Regions from separate parts of the Mus musculus genome. Here all the other regions are linked to region 3. Evidence: chromatin loops called from intact Hi-C (ENCODE). Cell type or tissue: heart. All regions are shown on one strand. Region 1 overlaps Man1a (mannosidase 1, alpha). Region 2 overlaps Man1a (mannosidase 1, alpha). Region 3 holds the start of Man1a (mannosidase 1, alpha).

Region 1 (8,000 bases), 98 kb before region 3:
ACCTCATCAGTAAAGTCAGGTGAACAGAAGTAGAGAACCTTCCCCAGACTTAGAATGGAACAACATTACAGCCAAGACACAAAGAAATCCTCACTTCTTGACAATGGAGAAGTGAAGAAACCACTTCTCTGTAGGTGATAACTTGGATATTAGGGGACTGTGCACAAGTAAAAGCAGTAAGTTTACATTTCGTGTGGATGTTGGCAAAGGACAGTTTTCCTATTTTCAAAACTGAGAAGAGAATGCTATACTATACCAACACAGCCTCCAATCACTGATCCCTTTAACAGGGTGTGTGCTGAGTTTCAAAGCCAGTCAGCAGTAACTGCCCATCCTATTCTACCAAGTATCCTCAACGTCCGCCCCCCTCCACCCCTGTCTGTCCTGCCATCTGCATACCTTGGGCATAAAGTCTACAAACATTCTCCTGTTTTGAGAAGATAATTGAGAAAATAGGATCTTACTGGACCCAATTCCTCATTTCTCCTTTAAAAAACTTACTAGTGACATTCTTCAATGGTTAGAAAAGTTCTATGCCAGCTGTCCTCTTTCTTTGGGCCTCACTGTGAAAATACAGACTCAAAGGAAATAGCACACTCGTAAATAACTGCAACCACAATCTGTAAGCATACAATAGGCATATTCCAAGGGCCATTTCCCCCCACTGGGAAAATTTCAAGTTGATAACACAAGTTTTTCAGGTGGAAAGAGACTAGGTTCAATTAATATGCTTTAACTAGACAGATGAGTACCAAGAATCCTACTATAACTTTGCCAATGCTTATTTTGTAAATTTGTGGCATGTCATTGCTGTTTGGGAAACAGGAATGAGAGTGGATAAAACATTTAGTAGTGAAAACAGCAACAAGACTCATCTATGTTGGCAACCCTCCAAAAAAACAGCACCAACAAAAATGATGTTCCTATCAGCTGCCAGATGATTACATAATTTCCCTTACTTTAAAAGAAAACATTGGAAATACATAAATAAATACAATATTTTTTAAAAGCCATATACAATTGTTTTATAATCTTTGAAGCAATGCCCTAATACAAAATATTGTTCAAAATAAGGATGGTCTTATAAAAAATCTGAATGTCCCAGTTAAACAATTCTTGACCAGTGTGCATGCTCACACACACACACACACACACACACACACACACACACAGAGGAAAATTCAAGATTTAAATAGTATTCCTCTGTGAACTGAAAAATATTTCTGTAGTCCACTAAAGATTTCATTAAGCAAATCCACCTCACTAATTAGAAAGAAAAACATGAAACAGAGTAAAATTAATAATATTTACAATGATTTCAAGAAACATCACAACCAATTAAATATTATACTACACAGTTCAATATATGCAAAGAAATAGGCCCATTCTTTCCCCCTGCTTTTCAAAAGGCTTTGTTCAACTGCAGAGAGCCTCAGCATTGGCTCCAGTGAATCTTGGAGTAAAAGTTAGAGCCAGTGTCTACTCTAGGATCTTAATCAAGTCTTCAGGGCCGAGGTGTACTTGCATGGTTAGGGTTCTGGAAACTGAATATCTTTTTTTTTTTTTAAAGGAGTGTCCATTTTATCAGAAAAGGTCCAGGTTGATCAAAATCTTAGTCTGTTAACCTGGGAGGGATCATCAAAGACTACTGAACTAGCCTGCCTTCCAGTTTATAAACAAGTCTGCAGAATTTATAGAGATTGCTCCAAACAAAACCTTGAAGAAGCAGGAGAAAATGTAGAAGCAAGTGTCTTGGTGAGCAATTAGAATACTGCTGTGCTTATATCAGCTTCCTCAGTGGGCACGGGGAGGGGGCATGAGCTAACTGTAGAGTGTTTTTCTGACCAGATCTTATTGAAGGGAATGAAACAGTATCTTGGTCAGAATGTTACCTACAAATACAAAGGTTGAGGATCTGGGAGGTAATAGAGAAAGCCTACATGAGCAAAATACAAAGAATATATATATATATATAAAATCAAACTATTTCAGGCCAACCTCAAAGGCAGACCTGCCTTGAGATCCTACAGAACTTGGAAAGATAATATGCAAGCTCACAGATGTGGCCTCGGGAGCCCTGACGGAGAAAACAAATCCCGAGATATCACACTATTTGGTAGAGAAACTAGCTTAATTTAATACAGCCCTATAGTGCAACTCCTCTGTCTTTCTGCCTCAATATGGCCAACCTGCCCCAAAGAGAGGCACAGAGATTCACTTATCAACAAGTTAAATGTAATTGCAACATCTATACAGGTAATTTATAAATGAAAACAAAACAGAATCTTGAAGTTTTTTTTTTTTTTGTTTTTTGTTTTCACTAAAGGAAAAAAAAAAAAAACCTGAAAAACCCCAATGGTTACTTTCCATGATTTTTCATGTCTAACTTGGGGATACGATGTCACTGAAGTGGTAATTAAGTGTTCTGGTTTTGTCAGACTACTCCATGGTTTCCAGTAGTGTTTCTAAAGTAAGTAAAGCTTCCTGTGGACTTGTATCACTGTGCACATAATCATCTCGGTACATATGTTAGCAGTCCGGTAGCATTAGCTTACTGTCTGGCCTGAGAGATCCCTAATCTTTCTGTGACTCTAGTTCCCCATGAACAAAGTGGAGAATCAGTAGGGGTGACTGTATTGAGCTCTTCTGAGGATCATATGCGAAACACCTGTAAAGAACCTATCACAATTTATGTTGATCATGATAGTCGACATCACCATATCTTAGCCAAAAAGGCCCATATGCTATCAGTAACTTCTGGGTACAATGGTGTTAAGAAGGAAAGCTTAAAACAAAATTGTTTAATTGATGAAATATTAAAACTGCAATGAAAACTCAACTCACTCCCTTAGAAGCACTAGAAAATATTTGGCTGGCCTGTTTGTTTGTTTGTTTGTTTTTGTTTATCGATTGAGACACAGCCCTTAAGGTCTTAGCTTGCCGGTTTTCTCCATGCAAAGGGGCTGGTGGATATGTCAATGGACCATTTGCTCTTTACAATCATGGACTTCAAAGTCTCAGCTGCTCCCAACCTCGGATATTCAGATATACCAGCATTTTTTTTTTTTAAAAAAATAAAGTCTGATTAGTCTAAGCGTTAATACTTTTGCAATATCTCCATTTCCAATGGTTTAAACTACTCTCAGAGTAAGCAACTTCAGGGGTCTGCTTAACCAAAGTGCTTTCCCGATAACTAAAAAGATGACATGCTCTTGGTATTTAGTGAGTGGGGCGGTACCAGTAATACAAGAGCACTGTAAAACGGAAAAACTTCAGCTCAAATCTGTTTCACATGATTCTGTTGGGACTATGTTAGCTCACAACAGCAGCCCATCTGAGGCCGTAGAACACTGAAGGTCTAAGAGCTTCCAACACAGGTCTAAGACACTCAATTGAGGTCCGCTGTCAGCATCACACATGTAATTAACCATCTCATGAGGCCACAGTCTCAGATATTCCACCTTAAAGTATGTTGTTGAAAATGAAGACTTTTACCTTTTCATATTCAGCAATGCCCAAGGTATTCCAGAGGGAGTATGAAATGCAGGTAGCAATTTTACCCCAAGTTCCACTGCTTTCTTTCGAAATATCTGAAAAGTTAAACAATTAAGTAAGCTACTATTCCAAGTAAAACATTAATGCTCTCCACTATCATCCATATTTAGTACTTTACTTTGCAACTCTGTCTGAAACAAGTAGTAGATTATGAGTTAGTTCGGGGCTATTGCACTGTGGGGTTCTTATGTCCAGTTCAGACATGTGGGTCTTACTTCCTTGACCTTAATTGCTGGCTTGTGTCTGCTGTTTCAGGCATTTGAAAGCACCATAAACTATTCAGGTAATTTCTTCATGCAGGCCAGGAGATGAACTCACTGTTTTTGGACACCATTTCTTAGCTTGAAAAGTAGGTTTATCCTAGGCACATTTCCTTAGTGGGGCACAGAGGGAAAAAAAGGAGCTTTAGAAAGAGTTAACTGTATACAGTATCTAGGCCCTTCAGTTTTAGCTTTCTATGAGATTAAATGAAATAGGTAAAGGTTAAGTTAGGTACAGGTTGTATGCCCAGGGTATGGTAGGAAGATTCACATAAGTACTTAAACACAGATAATAAGAGCCAGCTAGATTCTATTGTGGAGATGGTCTTCAGGTGAATAGCTACAACACCGGCTTGGAGTTAAGAAAAGACTAGTGAGAGGCGTCAGGTGTGACCATGCTCTCCCCTGGGGGATCACTCTGACACAGATAGATGCATGAGGAGCCTGCAGGATAAAGTGACTTGTCAGATCAAATGAGCGCGTGGGCAGATAGGGCAGTGTCCACATGGTAAAATCATGGATAATCATAAATGTGAGAGTAAGAACTTGTTGCTGTTAAATAAAAACAATGAGATGTTTGGCAGAAACTCCCATTGAGCTGAACTGTGCTTTTGGGAAGAGTGGTCATGTGACATCTGTTCAGCTAGTGGTTCAAATCAAAGAACTGGCAGGGTCACTCAAGGAAGGACAGCCACATACCTTCCCTCTAGCAGCTATGGCACCAGATTGGTACTTTGTCGCCTTACCTTCAAAGTGTATGATTTAGTCTGGTGAACTGTTCCCTTCTACTTTCTCCTCAAAGATGGAAAAGTCCAGACAAATAGAACAGAGAACGATGCTAAGGTCCTTCCTCTACCAATGGGTGATCACTGCCCACAGGGCTTGTCAAGGAAGTCCTCTATGTTTTTCCCCAGAGAGAAGGACTCCTCAAAATTCCTGTTCCAGAACCTGAGCCTCACTAAAGAGAGACCCAAAGACTTGGGCTTCACAAAGGACAGTGACCCGGTAATGCTCACATGAAGACCACCATACAAACTCTACTCTTTTCGAAGCTAAGTCTCATTTAACAATGAAAGTTAGAAAGAAAGGAGTTTCAAATGAAAACCCTGGCAATCAACTGAGGTAAACTGATACACTGTGCAAAAATTAAGACACACATATATTTGTAGCATCAGAAAGAAAAAATAGAGGTCATTTCTGCCACGAATTACCAACTGTCATTAAAAGAGAGACTTTCTTGCAATAATAGTGCATAGGAAGAAGAGAATAACAGTAATAAAATAGATCAAGGGATTCATTATTCCTCCCCAATACTTTGTTTTATCCTGAGAATTCCAGGCTGTCTTCTATGGTAAGGATTTATGCTACCACTGCCCGGCCATCTGTGGACTTTCTGGTCTTCACCCAACTTTTAAAACTGTTAATTAACTCCTTTTCAAGACAGTTACATAAGACAGAAGTCAAACTATGCAATTAAAACACCATCTTGGATATAAGCATATGGTGTGTGAGCTAAAGGCTCAGGCTTTGAAGGCACAATGCCTGTGTTTGAATCTCTGCTGTACTGCTTCAAGTTGATCCATCTTGGCCCCCTCTCTGAGCCTAGGATTTCTTGCCTAGAAAATGCAGATAACAGTAGCATTTGCTTTTGGAAAGCTGTGGAAAGACATACACAAGTTATTATACTTATGAGCCTTAGATTCAACAGTGCTCACTCTATAGGCTAGGTGTAGTTTTATGATCATAATAACATATATCCTCAAGGAGGTACCCTAGTTCCTGTTTGAGGCTGAAAATTTTTCTTTAGACAATTTTGCTCTGGTCAGAATTATGCTTCCCCACCTCCATGGCTCAATTATGAGTCGAAGAACTGCATCCCTGGTTCTCATCACCTGGCCACACGATCTTTTCTTTGACTCATTAGAACATATCACGATGCGGGTATCTTGCTGTTTTCTGAAACTTAATCTGTTCCACACTGAGTTGATAATTGAATATTCAGATAAACTTCCCTGGTTCCATCACTGATAATGTTTAGTGAGTCCCTTGGACTTGGTATCTGATTTATTAACCTTCAGTCACCAGAAGGTGAAGCAGGGTTAACTCTGAAGTGTCCTGTGCACAGCTCCCTTGAAGATAAGTACAGTCCATGTTCTCACCACCAGGTAAACCAGAATGGACGATTAAAAGCAGTTTTCCTACCTTAGCCATCAGGTTTTCTCATTTCCATTAAGCTGTATAATTTCTAACATTTTTTGTTTAAGAAACCATAATGATTTTGGCTGCTCTCCTAATCTTTTTAACAATGCCTATCAGGCCTGTCTATCATCTTTGTTCCCACAAAGGTTGCTCTGGCTGTCTCTTGTGAGATTTCATAGTCTCAAACTTTGTTCAGGGTCTGACATTGTTAGCATCTTTATTTAGGCGGTTCTCTCATTTTACCGCATCCTTTGAGCCCATCAAATCTATTCATTCTCCAAGGCTCAAGCCGATTCTCACTCTAAGATCTTTGTGGGCCACAAATGCCAACCCTGACAGCCTGCATCACACAATGCAGTATTTGCAAAGGCCTGATATGGATTGCTAAATGTTTTCTTGTACTTTCATGTCATCTAATAATTTTCTTTTCTTTCTGAAAGTCGAGAGATTTCAATTTCCCTTCCCCCTTTGTTTTATAGTCAGTCAAGATGAATCATTTTGCATTGAAATTTGTTGATATCAGCACAGTGTTCACATGACCAGTATGGAGGAAGATGGTATTGTTCTCAGTTAGTGGACTGGGAAGTGGTGACGTGCCAGCTCAGATGCTGGCCTTCATGGTGTTTGCTCCCTGCAAGCTCAGCTTAGTCTCATCTTTGGGAACCTATTCAAACATCTCTCTTAAGAGAGTTTTTCTAAAGATCCCCTCCCAAAGTTGTCCATGTTCCCCCAGTGTTTACCACATTAACCCCTGTGCTTCCAGTACGCTGTTAGCCACGTTATAATGACTTATTTGCTTTCTTGTTTGTTATTTTGACAACCCAACAAGATATCAGCATAAGAAGAACATGAGCTAAAACACAATACAACACAACACAACACAACACACAAACACACACAGACCACCACCACCACCACCACCACCCCAGCAACACAGGAGCTGGAATTGTCAAGATGCCCATAAGTGAATGGATAAATTAAATGTTGATTTAATGCCTGAGGCACAGTGATAAGATACCGCTGATCCTGCAGTGTTTGCAACGTGGTTCAACACATTCCACCCGTTTGTTATTGTCAGCGAGTAATTATCTCAGGAATTCTGGAGTCTCAAGCCTGGATGTAATTAGGGGAAAATTACAAAACAGTTCTGTAGATAAACATTAATTATCCCATTGATGGTTTAAGTAATAAGTAATACACAATTTCAATTCTCATTGTTATTTACTAGTATTTAAATTTTTTTAATTTAAAATTTATTTTCCTGTGCATAGGTGTTTTGTTTGTATTTTGTATGTGTATCATATGTGGGCAGTGCTTTTGGAAGTGCTTTATACAAGGTGTCAGATCCCCTGGAATTGGAACTACAGACATGTAATTCCATGTGGGTGCTGGGAATCAAACCCTGGTCCTCTGGAAGAACAATCAGTGCTCTTAACTGCTGATTCATCTCTCTAGTCCTCCTTCTGCTATTCAAAGAAAAGGTACTTGAAAGAGGAATCCAGACTCTAAAAGAGAATATATTTCTCCCTGCCATGATGTGCATGTAATAAAACTGGCTTATAAAATTAACACTGTTAAAAGAGTGAAGGAGACACACCACAAATCAGTCTAAAGGGCAATTAAGCTTTAAGTGGTCCATCTTGGATGATGTGCTGAACATCCAATCATTCCAAAAGCACAGTAGAAGGAACTTCGGTGTCCCTTCAAGGGGCACAGCATGACAGCAGGAAGAGGGATGGTTGCAAGCACCTGGGGCCCAGGGCCTATCCTGCTCCTTGTGTTAGACTTGGGGACAACTGTCTGGCTTGGTTTCTCCAGTATAATCAAGAGAGTTGGCTGGCAATTTTTGTTTTTGCTTTATCATTAGAGAAAACTATTACACAGACATCACAAAACGAGATCTGAAGTGTACTTGACCATATGTATGTGTGTGTAAATAAAAAAAAGAAGAAACAATGTCCATTTTTAAAACCAGGTTCTGCTAAC
Region 2 (8,000 bases), 140 kb before region 3:
GAGTGAGCCAGCTAGCATGAGTTACTTTTGGGTCAGTGTTTTATCACAGCAACAGAAAGGATGCAGAGCAGCTCCTGCTTGTCGCTGCTGCAGTGGCCACTTATCCCATTCCCTGCCTTCACTCTCACGGGGTCACACTATTTCTACTGAATTTTAGTAAAATTCAATAGCAAGGTCACTTCCTCAATTGTCACAGTGCTTGGTCAGCTCCATGCAGTCCTTCCTGCCCACTGTTCCAGACAAGGAAGTCAGCATGTTCTTCATTGCAAGATGCTCTGGTGACAATCAACCTCTCTCTACACTCTTGGCATCCGGCCCCTTCACAGGAGAATCTGGTCACCACTGACTCGAAGCCCTTAGAGCCTGCCTCTTTTGGAACCAGGAAGGACCTTTATGTCTCAGTTTTCTCCGTGCCATTGGTCACTTGGTCTCTGCTCACGTTTCATATTTCAGTCCTCAAAAGTATCAGTGTCCATCTTCCTTGGGGCTTCTGTACACCTTATTTTCACAAATGAAAAGGACATACTTGATATCAAGGATCACACACAGATCTTCTGTGAAAACCTTGAAGGTCTGCCCCTCCCTTCAAAAGTTTTTGGACAGCAGGCCTTTGCCTCATCACCAAGTCATGATCCACAAGGGCAGAGATAGGTCCTTATGTTCCACACTGGGCCCTGACAAGCCTCTTTCCCTCAAAACTAAGTGATATCAATGTTAATCGGGACCTATTCCAACTAGCAGAGCCCGATCTTACGTATTTAAATATGCAATTTCCTTATTATGAATAGTCCAGAATCATGTGAATTCAATTTTAGGGAAAAATGTTTTTAAAGTGGTAGGTCTGATTTCTTAAAATAGCAGCACATGACCTTTCCAGTTTCCTAAGTGAATTACCGCAGAAACCTCTGACATTTACAAAGTAAATAGACTAAGTCGGGTCTCATCAATAATGAGACCTGCTGTTGTAAGCATGGCTGTAGGAGACAAACGCAAGTGATGCATGGCGAAGCAAATCCCTGTCCAGTTACTGTCAAAATAACAAGGGCCGAATGAAGTTATGGGGAATGATGGCCCCGATCCAGACATGCCCTTCGGAGTCAGAACAACGACAGAGGAGAACGAACAGTGTGGAGAGGTTGGGCATTGCCCCCTCTGGGTTATGAGTCCACAGTGAGGGAAGAACAAGCTTGGGCACACGGGAGTATTTTAAAGAAAAAAGGGTTATATAACAATATATTTGTTTCATTTAATTTTGGTGTTAGTTAACGTAAACATTTTTCTGGTTATCAAAAATCAAAGTAAAGGAACAATGCGGCGCACCATGCTTTTGATAATTTAGTATCTTATTCATTGAGCTTTCCTGGGTCTGGGTGATAGTTTGTGTAGTGACAGAGTTCTCTGTGTAACTTCTTAGTAGGCATAGGGGAGAAGATTTTTTTTTTTTTCAGAAGGACATGACCACCAGCTCCAGATAAGCAAAAATTTGGTATTTTCATGCCTAACAGTTCTAAATGAATAGTCACTCAAATTTTATGTTCTTCTCTAGGGGGGTAAATTATGATTTTTATTCTTGGTAAAAATAGATCCCATACAAAGATTTCTAATATAATGTCTGGAGAGAAAAACAAAACAAAATGACAACAAAATAGTAAACAAAACAAAACACGGGATCAAAATGATCATTTTCCCTTAATTTTAATAACTTTCATATGAATCTGAATTTATCTGTCCACAGCATTGTTTTAGTGCTACTAGTGACTCAACACACACACACACACACACGCTCTCTCTCTCTCTCTTTCTCTCTCTCTCTCTCTCTCTCTCTCTCTCTCTCAAGGCAGCTCATGTCTAGCTGCAATGATCACAAAGCCAATTTCTCTCCCATGGCTAGGCTAGGATGCTCTTTAGCTAAGAAGCAGCAAGGACAACTTTTACAGAAGGGTAAATAGAACTATTGCTGAGAGAATGAAAGGTCAGATGTAACATACCCCAGTACAGAAAACATTCAAGTAAACAGTCATTGAGTTAGTACAAAGTACTGTGTTCTGGGTTAGCAGACACACCCATGGCATGTTTACCAACCTTTAAAGCTCTGAATACCTAGGAAGAAGGATATGCAGGAGCATCAGGAAGGGGACTGTGGGTAGAAATAACCCACACTGTTCATCCGGAGAGAAAGAAGTACAGGTATAGTGGGTGTTAACACATCCACCCAGATCCTTGAAGGAGAGTTGGCTCCTTAAAGAACAGGTATGCAATCTGGAACTTAGTGGAGAAGCTAGATAAAAGAGTTGAGGAAATAGCATAAGGAACCCCCACCCCCACCCCCAGGTATGGCCAAGTAAGTCACAGTTAAGAAATAAAAATAGAAGCCTTTCTTTCTTATGGCTGGAACTCAGGATGGAGGATGGGAGAGGGCAGGCGTGAGTCTCAGCAGTTCTGTTTGCTTTCCATCAGAAAGCTGGCTGATAAGCAGTACAAACGTAAAAGACTCTTTGTCCTGGAAAACAGAGCCAAATCTACAGTGCATGGGTGACTGAGCAGGTGAAGTCAGAACGGTGTAACCCTCTCCTAGTGTCCTTCCCAGTCACTTCTAAATCCTAAATTAAAGCCAGGAAGCCAGAGATCATAGAGACTCTTCTCCAAGTTTTGAAATATCCAAGAGAAGAACTCTTGTGCCCGTCACCCTTTTGGTAAATTATATCTAACAGTCTTGTATGCAATATGCTGGTGGGCCTCACACAGGTCAGGTTAGTCTCAATGCCCCTCACACTCTAAAAGGGCAATGAGTACCTGAAGACAGTGCTCCTTTCTTAAAAATGTCATTTCAGAAATTAAGCGTATCAGTGGGAAGACTCACACTGTTTTATTCTCACCCCCAACCTCCTTAATGTTTGCTTCCCTGGCTAGGTTCTCATGCCTGATCCAACTCTGATCCATGAGTATACTTTGCTTTGGCTAAAGCATACAGAGAGCTGGAAAAGGGAAGCACATCTTAATTGCCCATTGCCCAGGGACTGGAGGTGGGGCTCCGCTGGTAAAGTGCTTACCAGCTCATCATATAAGTACGAGGACCTGCATTGGATCTCTCGGAACGTACGCTAAGAAAAAGGGGGCATCATGCCATGTGCTGGTAATATCCATAACTGGGAAGGCAGAGACAAGCACATTCCTGGCCAGCTACCCTAGCTCACAGAGTTCCAGGCCAGCGAGAAATCTTACCTCAAAAAAATAAGGTGGATGCTACCTGAGGACTTCAGGTTAATACTTGCCACACACACACACACCTGTATGCATCCACAGGAGTATAGACCCATCATACACATGCAGATATCTATATCTATATCTACATCTATATCTGTATCTATATATACTTGCTATAACAACAAAACTTAACAAGTGCCACTTAAAAGGTTAAAGTTATACAATGCAGGGTTACAAATCATATCAATAAACTGTATTTTATGTGTACGTGCGAGTGCTTGCATGTTATGTGAATGCTCGGTGTTCTCATTGGGATGAAGAGAATGTTTAATCACTCAGAACTGGAATTGTAGGCAGTGTGAGCCATCAGAAGGGTGCTGGGAACTGAAGCTGGGTCCTCTCTCAGAGCAGCAAGTTCTCTTAACCATGGGGCCATCACCAGAGCCCCTCCATAAACTTTTATACCCTGTTACATTAAAATCAACTGAGTATATTTTTGTTATCATTGGATCTTTTGGTTATGCAGGCACTGCTTGTTTGGAAACTATTTTTTTTCTTAGTTTGCAGATATACCATGTAGACGCATTTCACTACATAATAAAAGCAAAGACCGCCTTTTTAAAGGTCACCGCCAATACCATCAGGAAACTAATGAAGTCAAGCTCATGATGAGATAGACAAGGTTTCTGAAATTCTAATTTTTATTTAGAAACTCAAGTTTTACCACCACGGTTACAAAGAGCAGTTTTTCATCTTCAAGCAGCAACTCTAACCAAGTCTGAATAAACAGCTGCTTTTAGTTGTACTTTTGAGTAAAGATGGTAACTCCTGAAAGGATAGTCACAACCAACCCAGAGCAAGCAATAATATCGCTAATAACATAATCTTGAAGCACATGATTTCTCTCACCCAACTGTTATGTTTCATCCTGTATCAGAAATGCTTCTCTGTACTTTCCTTTCCTTTCCTCATACAGTGGTCATTACTGTGATGGTTGGTATTGATGGTGAACTGGGCAGTTTAGAACCACAGAGGAGACAAGCCTTTCAGCATGTCTGCAAGGGAGATTCTAATGGGAGTCAACTGGAGTGGGAAGACCCATTCTAAGCATGAGTGGTACCATCCGGTGTGATAGGGCTCTACACTGAATAAAAAGAACAAAGCATGCTGAACAGCTCTCTACTCCGAATGCTGCCTCAAACTCCTGCCACCATGATAGATTCCCCCAGGGAACTCTGAGCCGGAATGTACTCTTCCTTCACTAAGCTGCTTATGTAAGTGTTTTGTTACACTAAGTCACTCACATGATCACCTTGCCATACATGCACAGGTTGGAGTTCACTATAGTCAAGATCATTCCTCGGCTTCATGAGAACATGCAGGAATGAAACTGGTCTAGTCTAAACTGTGGTAGAAAGGACGGTGGTTATTAGTACCGTTTGGTGTTTGCCTTGGTTCTTATACAGCCAAGCAGATTTACTCACCATTGTCCCCTTGATATAAGTGCAAATATGCACAGGGAAAAGGCAAGTTGTCCCTGTGGATCCATGAAAGGTGTCCAGGACTTATAGCAATCTGTCGACCACACTGAGTGCGAGCTTTCTTTATGGGTTGAAGGCCTCTAGATGTAGGCTCAGCTACCAATAGGAGACATGGGGGTTTGCATGCCTTCCCTGCCACCACTAACGTGTTCATTAAAAGAAGTACTTCTAAAAGAACAGTGAGGTATATTATCTAAGTATGTGTTATTTAACATGAAGCAAAAAAAAAAAAAAAAGCCAAAATTGGAGTACAAATGTGATGCTTTCGACATAGCTTGGCACCTCAGTTGCTTTCAATGGATACTTAACGTATCACGGCCTTTCCAAATTGGCTTGGGAACATTCCTTTTTACAAATTCCATGTCTTTATACCTCTGTTGGAAGTGACCTGAAGTGGGGGATTCTGGCATCAGAAGATGTGTTTGACACTTATTTCTGTTCTAAACGTAAGTCACAAGAAATCTTTATCTGGTAGCTTAAAATTTTGAAGGGAAAGATCTCTGTCTGAGCTTCTAATTCTCCAAGTCAAAGTCAAGAGTGTCAGAAATGCAGTCTAGCTACTGCCCTGGGAAAAAGTATCAGTGTCATGTGCACAGAGGAACCCACTTTTCTTCTAACCATACAGGCAACCTGCTGTAAGTGGAAGTCCTCACCACATTGACCAGCTCTCCCTTTTCTGACTAATGGTTTCAAATATGCTTCTAACAATGCCAACGGAGCCCAGCTACCTGCAGAAAACAAGCTGTGTGCTTCCCCAGCAGTGCACTTTGTAAGTCTGGTGAAGATCCATCCCCCCTTCTCAACATTCCTTAATAGGAACTGCACTTGCCCTCCCTCTGTTCCCCACACAAGAGTGAAAGCTCAGGGTTGGACTTACGTTGACCCCACTGTCCACTACTGGGGTTCAGATAGTTAGGATAAAGGCCTTCTGGTTTGTCCAGTTTGTTCAACACTGTTCGAATTTTCATAACCTATAAAGGAAAAGGAATGTTAACGTGAAAAATCTAAGAAAGAGTTCACATGCCATTCTCTCTCTCTCTCTCTTTCAGGTAGAAAAAAAGTTTCAGATATGAGAAAAATAATAGGAATAAGTGCATATAGTCATAGGTATTTACAACCCCAGGTCACAAATTGAGACCTCCAGTCTCTATAAACAATAACTACATTTTTGGAATTATGCCTTTGAATAAGATGATATGGAAAATAAATAAATATAAATAGTATATCAAGAGAAGACAAATGGTGTGGGGAAAAATAAAAGAAAAGGAATTATACAAATCCCCTCACTGAACTCCACCCACTCAGTGCAAGGGTATATGGAGAAGGGGAGTAGTGAGGAGGGTGGATTCTTCTCCCTCCCCACCCCCTTCCCCAACCCTTTGTGCAGAGGCACAGACAAGAGGTTATGGGAGCATTTATATGCCAAGAGACCCAGGACTGAAATCTACCTGGTCTAACCCCTAACTGCAGACAGGTCTGTGACTACAATGTTAGAAATAAGGTTCTGTTCTGAGCCACTCCCTGAGGAATCTTTTTGCTGCGGAAGGGTGTGTCCTCTGAGGACAAGGTGGACAGGACAGGTGGTGAGGTGAGGTGGCCAGGTTTTACTGTGGTATTCAGGAAGTCTGGAAAGGCAGATGTGCTTGCGGAGAATTTCAACGAAGTGAAATAGAACTCGGTCAAGGAATTTTGCTTAAAAGAGTTTGTAAAAGCTAAAAGCTGAGTGGTGTGGTAATATTGTAATAGATGGGTTTGCATCTTAAAAGCAGAAGATGGCCTAGAGGCCCCTTGGTCTTGCAAACTTTATATGCCCCGGTATAGGGGAACACCAGGGCCAAGAAGTGGGAGTGGGTGGGTAGGGGAGCTTTCAGGATAGTATTTGAAATGTAAATGAAGGAAATACCTAATAAAAAATTGGAAAAAGGAAAAAAAAAGAAAAAAGAAAACAAATCTATATGTCTGCCACTTCATATTTGTATAACACCTTAATCTTTCACATGTGTGCTTCATATAGTGTATACAGGGGTACATTTATTCCATTTTTAGATGGAATAAATTTCACAGAGGTAAGCAACTTCCTTACTGTACAGCAAGCCACAAGGGGGAATGTGGGCCCTCTCACCCCGAGTAACATAGTATCAGATTTACACAGTATCACAGAAAGGCTAGGTTGACAGTCTGGTCAGGTGAAATAAGGCATGTTACAAAGTGTCTCACAGATACACAAACATTGTTTCCTTTCCCATGCTCTGCACAAGGGTTTCTAAGACTCACCTTTTCGGCAAAGACTGGGTCTCCTGATAAGTGGGACAAGTGCATAAACTCTAAATGCAGAGTTCCAAATTCGGCCAGGATACTGCTGCCTCCAGAGGCCCAGGGCCAGTTCCGCCCGATCCCACTACAGAAAAAAAGAAACAGAGGAGTTATTTTCCAAGGTCCTAAGTGGCAAACATTGTAAAGCTCACACCTCTGGGATGGTATCCCTATAAGAGTGGACTCTGGATAACATACTATTACATTTTTTTTTCCTGACTACTGGTTTTCAGCTTTGACTTCTATTTTTGTCCTGAAACTCACTGTTGACTTAAATCAGTACGTGCAAAATCTGTTCCACATTACCTAGTTTGGAAGGTCCAGTGCTATGCAGTGTCCACACCCTGATGCCTCATACAGCTTTTCAGTATTTTAATTGAGATTGCATGGAATTTTAGATATTCGCATTATCTTTAAAAATCTATTTGGATAGGAGGTAGATTTCAAACATTCTTTACCCAAGAACTTCTCTCCTTTTCCAAATCCTGCCTCCAATTACTAGACTTCCGTATGTGTATCTTCACACTAAATTTTATCTATTTTTTAAGGCACTGACTCACTGCCTGTCTTACTTAATTTATGCTTAAGAATATAAAATTATGTTATGTAAAGCTCAAAGGCATGAGTTGCAAATATATTGCTGGATGGTTTATCTCAAAAGATACTTAAAATTTTTTAAAAAAAATTTTTAAATGTGGGTTGTGTATGGTTTATGACTATACTGCTGGTCCATGTAGCCTTAAGCGCAAATGCAGAGGCCATGGGAACATCAGGTGCCTTTCCACATTACTCTTTTTGCCTTACTGCCTTTGAGACATGATCTTCTGCTAAACCCTGAGCTGGGCTGAAGGTCGGAAAGCCCAGAGATTCTCTAGTCTCTGCTTCACCACAGCACACTGGGGTCATAGAAATATGGAGCCACAACTAGCTTTTGGTGGGAGT
Region 3 (8,000 bases):
ATCTGTAAACTGTGCTGAAGGATACACACACACACACACACACACACACACACACACACATGCTTACACCCCACTAGTGCTAATGTAAAATGTAATAAATTGGGTTTTACTCATTAGCCATCAACGTGCATATTTCTTCATATCTCTGAATCTACAAAATAGGTCAGGAATGAAAAACCTTCTCTTAAGAAACTAAGACGACAGCTGTGCCCAGAGCTGACAGGTCCTAAAGCCTCATGTGACAAACCCAAGACAACCAGCCTTCAGAACTCCATGCTCCAGAACTTATATTGTGGAGGGACTCCAGTCTGAGAAGGGTCACGTCTGTCACTCAGAATGCCCCTTAACTTCAGAAAAAGAAAAAGAAAGTGTTCATTGTTCAGAGTAAATTAGGGCCTTCACCCTAAGGTACAAGGTTGGCTGTTTCCCTCCTCTACTCGCCGGCCCCTCCAAATCTTTTAAGAACTTGTCAATTAAAAAAGAATGATGTAAAGGGAAATAGAGTATATTCCTAATAATTCCATGAAACTAATTAGCTTCTAACAGTTTTTCTTAAAACCATAGGATAACTTGCGTACAGATTTATAGAGATCAAATAAATACGCATCTGGCGTATATCATGAGGCAGGGGAATTCCAGGATAAATGTTTTCTCGAGGTTTCAGGAAAGGGTTGTGATAACATTGTGGGAATATGGAGTGGGAAGAGGACAGTTTACATCAAATCCACCATTACTGGTATTAGTAAAATTCACTCAGTTCATTTTGGTGGAGGTAATGCTCCTTTTAAGTTAGCAGCCTACCTCCCCTAAGACACGAACTTATCAAAAATCCATGTGGTATGAACAATACAATTATGTTAGCATTACAAAAACAGTGTAAATGGCTCTTGAACCAAATGTAGAAAAGTGAAAGCTTGACTCAAATGCAATACTATAGCTTCTAAATTTTAACTATAAAAGTTTTAGTGCATTCAAGTGCGATTAAAGAATAAAGTATAAAGACAACTAGAACATACCGAAATAGGGCAAAGGGCTGGGGCCACAGCAGGTAGCCCAGAGTGAGGCAAATAGAACCTAAATGTATAAAGTTGAAGTCTACTGTGTCATCAACAACTTCTCTTCTCCATGACCAAATACCAGGCCTTTACAACAGCGTGAGTTGAGGATAAGGGGGTGGGGCAATAAAATTCATTATATATGTGTCCAAAGCTGACAAAGAATAATTTTAAAAAGGAGAATAGCATGAGTTATTGCTTTTGGTTTACAAAGAACTATATTTGAATTATTCTAATGGAAAACCAGATTTCAACTCTCCCCTCGTCCTGTTGGCCTTTGACTAAATACTGAAGCATACCATGTTGACTTCTTAGGGTTTTTGTAACTGCATGGAATTTTAAAGATCATGTTTAGTTCTAACACTTTATATAAAAATGGGCAGTTTGAACTAGGTTCTAAGATGTTGCAACCACATGACAGATGCTACATAAACTTCCTTGACCTGGTTAATTAAGTTCCTGTGATTTAGAGACATAGATAAGGAAGGTCTATGAGCTGGTGGTTATACAGACTGCCAAAATGCAACTCTCAGAGGACTACCACCAGGCATGGTGTCTATTCGCAACCCACTTTCAGTCATTAATGGTGTGCTTCTTAATGCTTTAGTGTTTACAATCCCTTCTTCCTACAGCTTCAGCCCACACAAACTTCCCACTCATATGAATTCAGAGCATGCCATTCATGGATTACTGTCCTCAAACAGCAGCAGCAGATGCTGATCATTTGAGGGTAAATCTTCTAATGGTCCGTATTGACTAAGGAGTCTAAGAGGTAGGGGTGGAAAGATGTTTCGGAAGAAGCAGAAATGTGTCCCATTCTCTCAGAAGGGTAGGACTGTTGGCATTTCACAGAGGAAAAGCTGTCAGAGAAAGCAACCCAGGATAGCAGAAGCCGTCCCTCTACTGTGTCTCTGCAAAGCAGAAAGCATGCTGGATGATCAAACAGAGCCATGAGCCTGGAGGGTTAAAGGCTCATCTCAGAGGAGACTGAGAGGAACCCATGTCCACTTGAACTTGCTCAGTGACACCTTACCTGATCTCATCTGGTCTCACTCACCTCCTATGGCAACCAACCTGCCTCTACCCCTCTATCCCGTAGCCACTTTCAGTCTCTGCAGCCTCCACGTTCTGTTTACTCCCTTACAATGCTATCACGACCGTTTCCTGATAATGGATCCCATAGCAAAACAATGTCTTCACAAAAATACTACATCCATTGATAATGTAGAGGATGGACCCAGAGTTGGGATGCTATGCTTTTCCATAGTTCCTCGGGACTGGATTCCCAGGAAAACACAGAGAAAGCAGCCTGGAAGGACACATGTCCCCAGAGTCTGGTAACTGGGAAGCTGCAGCTCCTTCGTTCAGGTCTCAATTTGGTCATCAATGGCTTCTTGAGCTGTCATTCCTCAGTTTCACCTTTGAAATGACAGACTGAAAGGATTTTCTAGGGTTCCTTCGCCTTTAAGCTTGCAGAAACCAATCACATGTTGCGAGTAAAAATAACCAGAAAGAAATTACACAGGATTTACCAAAGTCCATGTTTGCTCTAGATTAACTTTGTCACTGAGCTGCTGTGGCAGGCTGACCTGTTGCATCACAGAGAACACCCCCTTCTTTCTGACAATGTTCTAGAAACACAGAAAACAGTAGATCTGTGTGTGTGTGTGTGTGTGTGTGTGTGTGTGTGTGTGTCTGCGTGTGCGTGTGTGCGTGTGATGTTTTAAATCAGTAAAAGACAGTATGTGGCCCATGACGCAAGGTCTCAGGTTTCAAGTTTACAGCCTGTTACACACACACACACCTGGCAGGGAGGGCCACATGACTGAACAAGGGGCGTGCGTTGGCTCACTGTTATAACCTGTGTCTCATGTGTGATTGATGCCCTGTGTTTACAGTCAGCTTCAATTTCAAACCACCTGCAAGCCTCTCTAAAGGGGACAGCTGCTCAGTACCTGCACAATGACTGCAGGGTAGACTAACTGCAGCCAGCAAGGAGGAGGCAGCTATCTCCTGTGCCCAGTGTATTCACTCACCCCTGCCTCTTATAGCTTAAGCTCACCAAAGCATGCAAGTTCAATGGGATTCAGCCCCAGATCCTCACTGGTCACTTATCCTGAGGTAGTAAAAGGAAAAACGTGTAGCCTTTGGCACGGTGGTGGAAGCGATGACTTCCCTCGCCTTTGCATGATAAAGGTGAAGTCCTAAGTTCCAATCGTTTATCAAACCTCCCAGAAAACAGCAGCGTGAGTGGGATTTCAGGCAGGCTTTACTCACCTCTTTGATCTTTGCCCTCTTCTCACGGATGGTGGCGTCAGCGGGCTCCCGGTTCTCTACCCCGACGGGGGGCAGGAAGTCCACCTTGGGCAAGCCCCTAAACAGATCCTTGTCACGCAGCTGGTCCTGGGCCACCTTTTCCTTCTCCAGCAGAATGTCTCTTTGGATCTCCTCCGGCAGCTTCTGCAGGGTCTCCTTGGCTTCCCTGAGAGCCCGCTCGTGGTTTTCGCGGATCCTGGCTAAGTTGTCTTCCAGTCCAGCTCCAGGGTCCCCAGGCGCGCCTTCCTCGCGGTGCCGGACTCTCCCCTCGGCGGCATCCTCCGCACGCGCCCCGAGCCCGGGCTTGTGCTCCGCCGGCGGCTGCAAGGCAGGGTTGGAGTGGAACAGGACCCCGCTGAGCAGCTTGGAGGAGTCAGGCAGGAAGAAGATTGCCCCGAAGCAGAGCGTGATGAAGGCGCTGAACACCAGCAGCAGCACGAACTTCTCGGTGAGGCGGAAGGCAGCGGGGCCAGACCCCTTCCTCCCGCCGCCAAGCCCCCCGCCCAGGCCACTGCCCAGGCCGCCGCCCCCAGGGCTACTGAAGAGCGGCAACAGGCCCCCCACGGGCATCGCTCCGGAGGTTGTAGCCGCCGGCTGACAGTCTGTCCAGGGGCCCGGCGCCGAGCCGCTCAGCAGCCAAACTTCGCTGCCGCCGGCTGTCAGCGGCTGCGGGGCCGGCTCTTGCGCATCCAGGCCGCCCAGAGCGCGTGTCTGGGCTGCGGGTCTCCCCGCTTGAAGCGGCTCCCCTCCGGCGATCCTCGCCGGGGCGGCTCCTTTGGCAAACAGGCACGCGCGGCAAACCGCTGGCTGCAGCCCCTGTTGGGGGGAGAGGAGACAGTAAAAGCGCAGTGGTTAGGAAGGTGCTGAGAAAGTTTCCAGTGGGGTCTCCGCCCTCCCCTGGACCCGGGATCCGCAGGACCGTATCCCGGCAGGCAACCCCGGGGTCCAGCCGCGGGCACCACCCTCAGAGCCCACTTTGGACTTGGGGTGAAGTTTTCCAGCCGCGGAGGCAGGGTGTCCCGCGACATCTGGGTCAGCACAGCGGGCACCTCGGTGGCAAGGGCGGCGCACCTCTGGGCAGCAAGGGCGCCGCGTGCGTAGGGGGTTCGTCAACTTCTCCAGCTGCCCATCTCCGAGCGCTTCCCGGCGGGTGGTAGCACGCGTACAGCCGGGTGGCTCTGAGGCCCCGGGACACGGCTCAGGTGAGCGAGCGCACCGACCTGCCGGCGTGAGCCAGCGAACCAGGCACCGTACTGCCCTCCGTCGCGGCCCCGCCGTGCACTAATAGCACTGCCGGTCTCCCGAGCGGTCGGAAACGAGGGCGGTGACGCGTCCGGAGAGTGACAGCGCGTCCGGGCCAATCTTACGCCTCCCAGGGTCCCGCGGGGGTGGAGCCGAGGCGGGGAGGGGGCCGCACGGGGCGGGGAGTTTACGGGAAGCGCTGCCTCTCCGGGACCCGGCAGAGGCGGGGAGGTCGCGGCTCCCCTGGGCTCCCGAGGACTGGAACTGCGCCCGGGAGCCGTGTTAAGACTCGCCCGGAGGACCAGAGCCGGAGTTGGTCCGAGCTTATTCCGCCCAAAACCTATTCAAGCCGAAGCCCCAAAGGTAGTGGATCCCCGAGTGACCACTACTAATATGGTAGCGACAGCTTGCCCCAGTACTCGAAATTGGCGATCCCGAAGAGCATGCAGGGGATTGCGGGGGCAAGCCGTGGTTTTGAAGTGGTTTTGAAGGCTTTTCTCCAGCCACCCCTTATTACCCAAGACAGGGATTCCCCGGTGCCCAATAACTCTCAAATCCAAAGTCTCCAGGCTCCTCCACAAAGCTTTTGAGCTCTCTACTCTACCTCGTTAAGAGCCTTTTACATCCTAGGCGACTTGGGGTTTGGGGACTGCTTGGGGCTCTAAGTATACACCCTCTTCCCCTTACAATAAACAACAACAACAACAAAAGTTGTATGACTCCCCCACACTCCCCCACACCCCCCCCACTTTCGAAATTCATTTACCTCATCGCAGTTGGTCAAATTTTCCATTCAAAGAAGACAGTTTTATGCTGCCAGAGCTCCAAGCAATAAATTGAACCCTGTTGAAATTAAGTCTTGGATGCGACAACTCCCAGCGAAGGCAAGACTTGGTCCAACAGAGATTGTTTTCAACACAGCCTTGCAGTATTCAGTCTCATGGAATGTCATGGAAACTGGCTCCACCTCCCATGACATCCATTGGAATGCCCTGCTGATATTGCATAGATCTACATTTTGACCTGGCTGGGAACCCCCTGCCTCAGGGTGAAGAGACAAGAAAACATTTCCCAAACTGTGTTATGAATCCCCTGTTGCTCCACAAAGAAACAGTTACCAGAGGGAAATTTGACTGACTTCCCACTCCTGAAAGCTGGTTTGTAGCAGCTCTGTTTACCCTCAACCTTCTCCGGAAACATGATTTTAAAGTGTGCCCTTTACTTGTCTTAAACCAGAGGAAAACAGCTGGCAACTTCCAGGAGAGTGCCCACAGCACAGTTGTTTCCAGGTGTTGTGCTGTGTGCATAAAGTAAAAAAGCCAAGGCAGAAATCCTAAGGTCGTTTTCGTTTAAATGTTAATTATCATTTTTAGCCATCACTGTTTGTTGTGTATTGGGTTTGTGCAAAATGAGCCAGTAACATAGTCAGAAGTTCTGGTTAATAAGAAATTATGGCTTGATAAATGTGACTTCATAGCTTGATTATTTTGATACTTGCTATGAAATTCTATGCCCAGAAGAGTGCAGCATATCCAAGCAGGGTAATAGATTTAGCTCTAAAAATGAAAGCAATAATGTTTTCTTTTAATGACGAAAAGGTAAATTTCTTTCAAAGTACATTTGTAGGTTGTGCTTAGGTTGAAAACCTAATGACTGAAATAATAGTGTTTATCTCAATGAGACCCTTGAAACAGCTACCTCACAGAAAGGAAGACAGATCCCTAGAAACAGGGGCTAACTCCTGAGGAAGCCAGTTGCTTTCTTTCTGGTCATTTGGTGATGGTAATTGTGCTGCCATTATTTTTCCAACTATGTTTTAAAAATGGGATTAATTTTAAAGAGACAGGAATACCTATGAACTTTGATTTAATTTGGTATATGTATTCCAGAAAGTAATAAAATCAACCTTTAAGTACATATACAAGGATATGACAGAGAAGTCTTAACTAATTCTGTTTCTAAACTCCTTAATCTTGACTCCAAATCAATCTGGGAATTTAGGATACTTCCTATAGTGGATGCATTAAAAATTTAGCACATCGAAATTTAAATTTTATTTATATATATTATTTCTAAACTTTTAAGGGGACTGTTCTTTTTATTTTGGTTCACTTTTGTGACACTTACTTTAAGATTCCCCCATCCCACCCCACCCCCAGTTTATCATTAGATGTAGGTTTATTGTAATTAAAGTTTGGTTTTGATAATCTACTTAACAAAGAGTTAGCCTGTGTGATGGAATATAAGTCCACATTCAAGGATGCCCATCTGTGTGAAGCAGGTTGAGAACGTGTTGAGAAATGCCCATACTCGGGCTACAGAAGGTTTGAAACAGACTCACAGTGGAGTTATTTTAAGGCATATGCTAATGAAATCTGCCTTGCAAATCTCTTTATATAGCCACCCAAGGCCCCATGTATGTATGGAAAGCAGGGAGGACAGACAGCAGGTAAGAATGAGCATGCTATAGCGGGCTGCCACGGTGTCTTGATCTCAGTGCTTAGAGCTCTTTATCTTCTCTCTCAGAAAAACATGGAGATGGGAAATGAATGAGACTACTTCCAGTTTCTCAAGCCATGAATCTTTATTCTGTCTCTTGAGTGAAGACTGCAGCTTACCTACCTGAAGGAATGCCTTGATCTTTGTGAACCCAGCGGTTTTGACAGGACTACTGTTTACTCATTGTGAATGGGCTAGCATAAACTTGGTCTGTCTGTCTGTCTATCTGTCTGTCTGTCTCTCTCTCTCTCTCTCTCTCTCTCTCTCAGCTAGTCCTTCTGATGTAAAGCTCTCTTGTCCTGTTTGCCACTTACCTATAAGTGAATTCTCACTTTATCTCTCTTTCAGTACTTTTATCTCAGTGTCTTTCTTTAACAATTTGTAGATACTTATGTTTTGAAATTTTAAGAATAGTCAAAGCATTCTCTGGTTAATATGGCTACTTGAATTTCAGAGTTGTTTTTTTTTTTTCCAAAAATAAATGAACGAAAGGTAGATTTAGCATTTATAGTACCATAATTGTAAGCACAACTCAAGGAAAACTGGCAATATTTTAGCAAGTTAATAGTGTTGTAAAAAGCAGTGCATGGAGGGTGGTGAGATGACTCAGTGGTTAAGAGCACTGACTGCTCTTCTGGAGGTCCTGAGTTCAAATCGGAGCAACCACATGGTGGCTCAAAACCTACTATAATGAAATCTGAAGACAACTACAGCGTACTTACATATAATAAATAAAATCTTTAAAAAAGAAAAAAAAAGGCAGGGCAGTGGTGGCACACACCTTTAATCCCAGCACTCAGGAGGCAGAGGCAGGCAGATTTCTGAGTTCAAGGCCAGCCTGGTCTACAAAATGAGTTCCAGGATAGCCAGGGCTATACAGAGAAACCC

What was found. Hi-C counts contacts between places; a loop is a spot of excess contacts. Peaks named below come from ENCODE experiments on the same cell type or tissue, not always from the same donor. Only the 100,000 strongest peaks of a DNase experiment are listed, where the experiment ranks them.
Region 1: a loop joins it to region 3, with 2.8 times the contacts of the local background. A loop is called at or near these places in 2 of 42 quality-filtered maps.
Region 2: it touches region 3 in a loop (2.4-fold over the local background); 2 of 42 quality-filtered maps call a loop at or near these places.

Annotation. Positions count from the first base shown.
Region 1 is chr10:53,973,528-53,981,527 of GRCm38, forward strand. Man1a (mannosidase 1, alpha) reads right to left here. Exons shown (of 13, transcript NM_008548.5): 6 at 3,496-3,590. Among named protein-coding and RNA genes, the nearest start is that of Man1a, 98 kb to the right of the region's middle. In heart, no CTCF peak of the experiment used is centred here; no DNase peak of the experiment used is centred here.
Region 2 is chr10:53,927,870-53,935,869 of GRCm38, forward strand. It overlaps Man1a (mannosidase 1, alpha), which reads right to left. Exons shown (of 13, transcript NM_008548.5): 7 at 7,020-7,143; 8 at 5,623-5,716. Among named protein-coding and RNA genes, the nearest start is that of Man1a, 140 kb to the right of the region's middle. In heart, no CTCF peak of the experiment used is centred here; a DNase peak (open chromatin) is centred at 252.
Region 3 is chr10:54,071,084-54,079,083 of GRCm38, forward strand. Man1a (mannosidase 1, alpha) reads right to left here and starts at 4,654. Exons shown (of 13, transcript NM_008548.5): 1 at 4,443-4,654; 2 at 3,333-4,187. The coding sequence starts at 3,941. It overlaps Gm16998 (predicted gene, 16998), which reads left to right and starts at 4,839. Exons shown (of 3, transcript NR_038016.1): 1 at 4,839-5,770; 2 at 7,140-7,320. In heart, CTCF peaks have their summits at 4,769 and 6,135; DNase peaks (open chromatin) are centred at 3,578, 3,858, 4,728, 5,578 and 1 weaker place; H3K4me3 peaks cover 4,933 bases; H3K27ac peaks cover 3,314 bases.